Regions from separate parts of the Mus musculus genome. Here region 1 is linked to region 2. Evidence: chromatin loops called from intact Hi-C (ENCODE). Cell type or tissue: heart. All regions are shown on one strand. Each heading gives the region's core, and the rest is flanking DNA. Links, peaks and the distances in the headings are about the cores only.

Region 1 (4,403 bases), core at 249-4,248, 71 kb before region 2:
AAGCATCGAAACAGGATTTTATATCTATTAAAAATCAGCAACATCAACAGATAACATTTTGGAATATCATTAGACAGATGGTGGGAAGTACATAAGAGTCTGAAGTAGTAGATATCAATCAACCCAGGCAGGCCAGTCTGAGCTACAGATCAAGACTTTGTCTCAGACACAAGGCAAACAAAAGCAGATCAAAACTAACAACAAATGAACAAAAAATAGAAATGCTGGTATAGACTACTTGCTTAATAAACTGTATGACTTGGTTTTGATGCCCAGTATAGAAAGAAAAGTTGGATATAATTGTGAGTATGAATTTTATTTTGATACTCAGAACCAAGTTTTATTAGAACTTAAACACATTTCCTACTTAATATTTAAGGAAGTGTCTTTTTCATGGTAAAGTCATTATATAAGTAATCAGAAGTATAATAAAAATGTGCATGTGAGTGAAAGAGCTTGTGATATAACCAACATGGCTCTGTAGTTAAAAGTAGCCAAACCTAACACTCTGAGTTTAATCCCTGGTACCCACCTGGTGGGAGGAGAGCAATATCTCCCAAAAGGTTTCCTCTGAATTGCCTAAACATGCTTGGCACACGTGTAAACCCCCTCCCCAAATAAATAAATAAATAAATAAATAAATAAATGTAATAATACATTTGTAAAAGAGTATGTGCTCTATTATAAAAATGGTTTCATGTACTCCACAGTGATTATGTGTTCTCTAATCATAAGGAACCAACAGGAGGAGACCAGATATATAGACATATTTCCCTGGCACAAACAGGATATAAACAGGATATCAGGAAATGGGTCAAACATCCCAGATAGTAACAGAATGAAGGACATGGGACAAAAACCGTGTAGTCATCTGTTCAGATCCAAGTGGCAAGGGATATGCTCATGTAGGAGGAATGCACAGCAGGAGTGACACACAGGACATGCAGACATCAGATGACAGAAGAGACAAAGCTGCAGATGGGTCAGAGCTCTGGAATTTGGCTGAGGCCTGAGGGCATGGTTGTTTAATTTCCGAGTGTGCCAAATTCTTCACCATTTCTGCTCTTCCACTTTTATGTATTTGAAAATCAGGGCTTTCAGAACCATGTTTTAGTATTGCTTGGAAAGAGGAAGAGAAGGAGGAGGAGGAGGGGGAGGAAGAAGAAGAGGAGGAGGAGGAAGATGAGGAGACGATATTATAATAATCATTATTATTGTTTTAATAGATGATGCCTCAGAAACATCTGACAGACACACTCAAAATATAATTCTTAGCTCATGCTAAAGTGGGGTAGATCATGTTCAGCTTTCAACCAATAAGCTTGAGTCTAGAATCTTCTCTTTCCCCCAACTATGACTCCTGACAAAAGTATATTTGATTTGAGAAAATAATTCACTACACTCCGTTTCCAGGGCGAGTATGGTGGGTGGTGTCTATTCAGGGAAGTTCTAGATGCTTATCTCTCTGCCTGGCTGCCTCAGAGATGTGATCAGTACACTGGTTTTAATGATTCTAGTAAATGAAATATTGATGTTTTTAGAACAGGAGCCTGTGACACTAAGCAAATGTGCCTCTCTAAAGAAACTGTCTAGATATGCTTAAGTCATTTTGAATTAACTAAGTCACTAGCCCTTTTCCAATTAGCAGTAGCTATTTTCCCGTACAGATAAAAACTAAATATTTTATTGGTCGTTACAAAAAAAAAATCCCATGTTTTAAGTAGGAAACAGATTTGTGTTTCTTTCTCCACAAATGTGATATCCATCAGATACTGGGTCGTGAGGATAAATTAGACCATCACTTGGCAGGGGAAGCACACATTACAGCTAATGGGCTGCAGATAAGCCCTCTCCAAGTCCCAGGAAAAACTGCGTCAAAGTCTGTTGTGGAACTGGAGGCAGTTCTGTGAGATTCAGCGTCTCAGTAGTAGACTGAGACTGACTTTACAGAAAAGCATTTAAGCTCTTCAGGACGTTAGCCTCTCATAGTGTAAGGTGCCAAGATAACTTCAGACCATTCTAAGACCAAGGGGCTTTGCTTGCTAGCTCATAGTTTGTCCCGTTTTTATTTTACTTTATTATTTTTTCAAGTTTTTATTTTCTTTATTAATTTCATGGTCTGGTGAGATACTCAGCTAAGAAAGTCTACGATTGATGTCTGCCATTTAACTGAGCAACAAAACCGCAGAGCTGGCAGCCAATAAGTGGGTTAGTGAAACGGACAGACAGCTCTCAAAAGAAGAAACACAAATAGCCAAGAAATGCTTTTTAATATGTCCAACAATCTTAGCTATCATTGATGCTCTGAGAAAGGAAACTTGTCCACTACTGGGGGAGTAGACGGCACTGAAAAGCTTTAAAGCTATACACACCTACATTTCACAGTGAAGTTAAATCAGAAATTAGTAATTAAAAGGTATCTATACTTGAGTAATTAAAGGCTAAACTACTTATGTTTAGTAAACAAGGAAGAAAAGACAAAAGTAGAACTAGAAAATATTTACAAATATTTGAAAATGTTTGAACATAAGGAAAACGCCATAATCCTGGGTCATAAAGCCATAAAGCTGGCCACCAGTTAAAGGCCTGCTTGAGCTACATAGTGAGTTCCAGGCAAGCCGGGACTACAAAGTTAGACGGGGTCTCAAAAACATAATAATCACGGAAATTTAAAAATAAAGAAAACTTAGCATAGAACAGTGGATGGACTCACACCCAGGAGCATATGGGTAGCACAAATTGATGCTGATGGGCTTTTAAATATGGAGGGAAGGGAGGATGGAGAGAAAGAGACAGAGAGACAGAGACAGGCAGAGACAGAGAGCAGTTGAGTGGTCGAGGAGCTGAGAATAGATCTGGGAAAAGTCTGGGATACTGCTCTAAGAACTATTGCTTGGAGTGTGAATATGATCTAAATACACTGTATAAAATTCTCATAATTAATAAAAATCGATAATAAAAAAGAAAATATAAATAAAAAACATTTTAAATTATGTTAAAATTTCCTTAAGAATACCACCAAATGATACGAGACATCAGAAAATTACACATTTAAAAAAAAAAAAACCTAAACTAAACAATTACACTCAGAACTACCAACAATTGTTTAGAGAAATGAAAGAGCTGATTAAATAATTGAAGAAGTCTGAATGAGATACTCCAATGCTTTAAAATACAAGTGTCTTCTGGTTGTATTTCAATGCAATGCAAATAAAACACAATAAAACTTCTTGGTCATGTTTCCTAAATGGTTCTGAGCTGTGAACTGCATATATACCCAAGCTCTAGGTAAGTAAGGGAGGGAGGACTGCTGTGTGGTGAAGGCTAGGAGAGGGCTTCTGTTGCTGTGAGATTTCAACAGATATTTTAATGCATGAGCAGTCAGTAGAATGTAGTTCTGGTGTATGGCTAGCCTATAGATCAATGGAGCACCAAACATAGAAGTGTATATATACATCTCATCAATTGATTAGAATTTGAAGTTACTTTAATGGGGAAAGCAGTGTCTTTTTAATAAATGGAGCAGTGACAGTAAGCAATCATATAGGTAAACAGGAGTCTCCATCCTTTCTTCACACCACATAGAAAAATCATCTTAAAATGAGCCACAGACTTAAGTGTTAAGGCTTCCTGGGCCTCACAGTTAAAAACAAAACTCTAACGTTCTGGAACACAAGGAAAACAAATCCCTTGGGCTGGGCAGAGATCCATTAGAACACAAAGTACACTGACTGTGATAGCAAAAGAATAATACATTTGAGTTCTCCAAATGAAAACTTTCATCTTCTAAAGAGACTGTTTAGAAACTAAAAATGTAAATTGTTGACAGACTATCTTTGGCAAAATACAACCTGAGAAAAGAAGGTCCTATGTCTGCAGAATGTTTAAAGGACACATGACTCAGAATAAAGAGATGGACACCTCAATGAGAGATCAGAGATGGTTGAATGAGAAAATGAAAAATTTGACAGCGTTTCTCTGTGTAGCCCTGGCTGTCCTGGAACTCACTCTGTAGATCAGTCTGGCTTCGAACTCAGAAATCCTCCTGCCTCTGCCTCCCAAGTGCTGGGATTAAAGGCCTGCGCCACCATGCCCGGCCAGGCTGGACATTTCTAATCTCAGTGTTAACTAAACTCCACTTGGGGCTAAGCTTGGTGGTGATGGTGGTGGTGGTGGCGGCACCTGGGATCTCAGGGGGTTATCTTGAATTTGAGGCCAACTCAGGTCACATAGAGACTGTGTCTCAAGAAATTCAATAAAATCACTTCCAATGGTCTTTTTAATCTGGGGCATACTAAAAAGCAAAGAGGAGTAGATGGACTCCTCGATTTTAAGTATGTCTTACTGGTCTGAAGCAGGCTGTTTGTTGTACATAAAGGTTTATTTAAAAGAACTGGCTCTCA
Region 2 (4,403 bases), core at 70-4,069:
AAGCCAAAACTGTACACTGGAAAAAAGAAAGCATCTTCAACAAATGGTGGTGGTCTAACTGGATGTCTACAAGTAGAATAAGGAAGATGGATCCATAATTATCACTTTGCACAAAAGTCCAAGTGCATCAAGGACTTCAACCTAAAACCAGATACATAAATCTAATAAAAGAGAAAGTGGGAAACAGTTCAAATGTACAGGAGACGATTTCTTGAACAGAACACCAATGACTCAAGCTCAAAGATCAACAATTGATAAATGGGACCTCATGAAACTGAAAAGCTCTGTAAGGCAAAGGACACTGCCAATAGGACTAAATGGCAGCCTACATATTGGGAGGTGATTTTAACCAACTCTACATCTATCAGGGGTTAATATCCAAAATTTATAAAGAACCCAAGAAGTTAGACACTCACAACTCAAATAACCTAATTTAAAAATGAGATACAGAGCTAAACAGAGAATTTTCAACAGAGGAATCTCAAATGGCCAAGAAGCACTTACAGAAATCTTCAAAGTCCTTAGTTACCAGAGAACTACAAATCCAAACAACTCCACCTTACATCCATCAGAATAGCTAAGATAAAAAACTCTAGAGACAGTGCATTCTGGCAAGGATGTGAAGCAAAGGGAACACTCCTCCATTGCTGGTGGAAGTGCAAACTTGTACAGCCACTTTGGAAATCAATTTAGTGGTTTCTCAGAAAACTGAAAATCCTTTTACCTCAAGACCTAGCTAGACTACTCTGGGCCATATACCCAAAAGATGCTCCAACATCCCACAAAGACACTTCCTCAACTATTTTCATACCAGCTTTATCCATAATAGCCAGAAACTGTAAGTAACCTAGATGTCCCTCAGCTAAAAGAATGAATAGAATAAATGTGGTACATCTATTCAATGGAGTACTATTTGGCTATTAAAAACAAAGACATCATGAATTTTGCAGGTAAATGGGTGGATCTTACCTGAGTAAGGTAACCCAGGCCCAAAAGGACATGCATGGTATGTGCTCACTTATAAGTAGATATTTGTCATAAAATACAGGACACCCATGCTGCACTCCACAGACCAAAGAGGCTAATCAAGAAGGAAGGCACAAGCAAGGATGCTTGAAGTTCATTTAGAAGGAGGAATATAATTGTCATAAGATGCAGGTGGGGAACTGGGTGGGAGAAGGGATGAGGAGTGGAATGGAGGGGGGTCAGGATCAGATGTGTGGAAAGATTGGCCGATGGCTATGAGAATGAATGGAAATCTGCAACTGGTAGGGATGCAGAGGTTGGGAGACATCTCCAGGATGTGACAGAGACCTGGGGTAAGGGAGGAGCCCAAGAATCAATGGGGGTAACCTTAGCTGCGACTCACAGCATTGGAAATAAGGAGATTGGAGATAATGGCCAAATCTTGTAACCAGGCATGAAAACCCCTCCCTCCCCATAGAGCAATAGGAACACCATTCTACCCATAAAACTTTCCACCCCAAATTTATCCTGTTTACAAGAAATGCAAAGACAGTGGATGGAGCAGAGACTGAGGGAATGGCCAACCAATAACTGCTGAAACTTGACACCCTTTCATGAGCAAGCACTGTATAAATGATCCCTGATTATATTAATGATACTCTGTACAAACAGGAGTCTAGCATTGCTGTCCTCTGAGAGGTTCCACTCAGCAGCTGACTCAGACAGATGCAGATACCCACAGCTAAAGAGTGAATGGAGCTTGGGATTCATATGGAAGAATAGGGGGAAGGATTGCAGGCCCTGAAGGGAATAGAAACTCCACAGAAAGACCAACAGAGTCAACAAACCTGGACCCTTGGGGCTCTCAGTGACTAAACCACCAACCAAAGACTATACCCAGGTTGTACCTAGACTACCCTGCACATATGTAGTAGATGTGCAGCTTTGTCATCATATGGATCTGAACAACTGGAGTGGGGGCTATGACAAAAGCTGTTGCTTGTCCTTGGGTTATGTTCTTCTAGCTGGGCTGCCTTGTCTGGCCTCAGTGGGAGAGGAAGGTCCTAGCCTAGCCCATCCTGACTTGATGTGCCAGAATGGGAGAGATCTAAAGGGCCACTACCTGCTCAGAAGAGAAGAGGAGGGAGTGGGAGTTAGGATTATGGGAGAGGGTGACAGGGAGGGGGGCAGTGAGCGGGATGTGAGCGGATGAGTTAAAAGAAAGGAAGGTAATGGGGTATATTTTGAAAGGTGGTACTGAAATGAAAGTATCTGTGCAGAAAGCCCAGCCAGCCAATAGGAGGCATCACTCAGGATGATTGGGTAAAGCCTGGACTCTTTTAGTGGCTGTGGGATCAAAGTGGTTATTGTCTAAATGGTGATCCAGGATAATTTGTCACAGGATCAGGTGGATACAGGGACATTCAGGGACATGGTAAGTCAGAGTGTTACTGAAGTAAGTGTGGACTGTGGATCCTTACACGCAGGTGCGTCATAGTCAGGTCTAAGAAGTTGTTCCCAGGGTCCAGAATGTGACTCTAGCCCACAAATGCTCCAGCTGTGCTAAGGATGGCCTCAGTCCAGAGAGTGAGAGAAAGATAAACATTTAGTTTTTGTATTAAGAAAAAAAAACTTAAATTACAAAATAGCTCATGTTAATTATACAGAATTAGGAAATACAGATAAGCAAAAAACAATTTAGAAAATCCATGATATTACCAGTACTAACAAGTCTTAACACAACAGTATGTTTCCTTTCTACGGTTTAACCAGGTGGACACATTCTTGAAGGGTTGAGGGATAGCATAGTGCGCCTAACATACACAAGGCCCCAGATCAATTCCTGGCACCACTAACACACAGTTAGAATATATAGTTTTAATAAAGTAGGACTGTGATTTTAAGAGTTAATTGTCAACACAATCTAGAGTGACCTTGAAAACAGGACTCTGAGAATATCTGTGAGGGACTATCTTGATTATGTTGACTGAAGTCCAGCCTCCTGTGAGAGACTTGGTGTCCTGAACAGAATCACAAGGGAAAATGAGCTGAGCACACATTAATTCATTGCCCTCTGCTTTCTGATGTGGGAGCAATGAGATCAGTGGCTTCAAGCTCCTGCTGCCTTGGCTTCCTCATCCTGAATCTAGAATTATGAAACTGAAATAAACCATTTATCTGTAAAAATAAATTAAAAATTTGGATTCATGTTAGATGGTTGGTAGATGATAGGTAACAGATGACAATGGATGGCAGATGATGTGGATAGATGATTGGTAAATTATATATAATGAATTATACATGATGTGTCCACCAACCAGTGATACTATTAGTGCAAGAATTTTATTGTTGTTTTTTATTTTTTGAAGATATAATGTCACTTTGTGACAATGATTGTTATATAATTGTCTCTTTGTCCTATTCCAACTATTGAACCAATTGGGCCAATTTAAATAAATTGTATTTCAAGCTTTAAATAAAAGAAGTCATATTACTTTTTTTTTTTATTTTAGAGATAGAGTCTCACTATGTAACCTGGCTGACCTGGAATTTACTATGTAGACTAGCTTGGCATCAAAGATCCTCTTGTCTTTGCCTCTTGAGTGCTAGGGTTAAAGGTGAGTATCACATCCCAGGCCCAGACATTACTTCCATTGAGATTAATATCCCAGTACCTAATTAGCTTTCACTAAGTCCCATCTCTTTAAAGCTCTCCTCTGTCTTCACATTGCCACCCTAAGGATGAGCCTCTAGAGTATGCATGTTAGGCACCCACTCATACCATACCCAAAGTATGACAGCCATCCTTGCTCAGAGGATGTGAGATGGCACCTCAATGAACCTATAGTTTACTATCTATATGTGCTCTATTTGTCATCCTTTATTTTTCTTTGCTGATCATTATGTGAATGGAATTCTGCCTTATGTAACTTTGGAGACTGGCTCCACTAGAGAGTAAAATCTATCTCAACTTCAGTTTTGTGACTATATGTGTAAGATGTCACTCCTTTTTATGTCTTAAATTGCATTCCACCATGTGTGTGTTTTCTTAGTTGCTTATCATTTTTCAGCTACAGAGTATTCCAGTTGATTCTAGCTTTCCAACATTCATACATAGATTCATTTAAAAGTTATTTTCCCCTTTATTTTATTCGTATAAAGTGTTTTGTCTGCATATGTAGCTGTGTACCATGTGCATGCAATGCCCTTAGAATCTGTAACAAAATATCAGATGCCCTAAAACTGGAGTTGCAAACATTGTAAAGTATGCTGCAATGCAAACTTTGCTCCTCTGGAAGAATAACCAGTGTTCTTAACTGTAAGTCATCTCTCTAGAATGACTTATTTTTATTTTATCAGTTTGAGTGTTTGCCTGTGTTTGTGTTTGTGTGTACCATGTGCATCAGTACCCATAAAAGTCAGAAGAGAGCATCTCC

Evidence for each region. Peaks named below come from ENCODE experiments on the same cell type or tissue, not always from the same donor. Only the 100,000 strongest peaks of a DNase experiment are listed, where the experiment ranks them.
Region 1: it touches region 2 in a loop (2.7-fold over the local background); 1 of 42 quality-filtered maps calls a loop at or near these places.

What each region holds. Positions count from the first base shown.
Region 1 is chr7:40,063,887-40,068,289 of GRCm38, forward strand. No RefSeq gene overlaps it. Among named protein-coding and RNA genes, the nearest start is that of Gm34052, 200 kb to the left of the region's middle. In heart, for the core only: no CTCF peak of the experiment used is centred there; a DNase peak (open chromatin) is centred at 1,835.
Region 2 is chr7:40,135,495-40,139,897 of GRCm38, forward strand. No RefSeq gene overlaps it. Among named protein-coding and RNA genes, the nearest start is that of Gm38996, 160 kb to the right of the region's middle. In heart, for the core only: no CTCF peak of the experiment used is centred there; no DNase peak of the experiment used is centred there.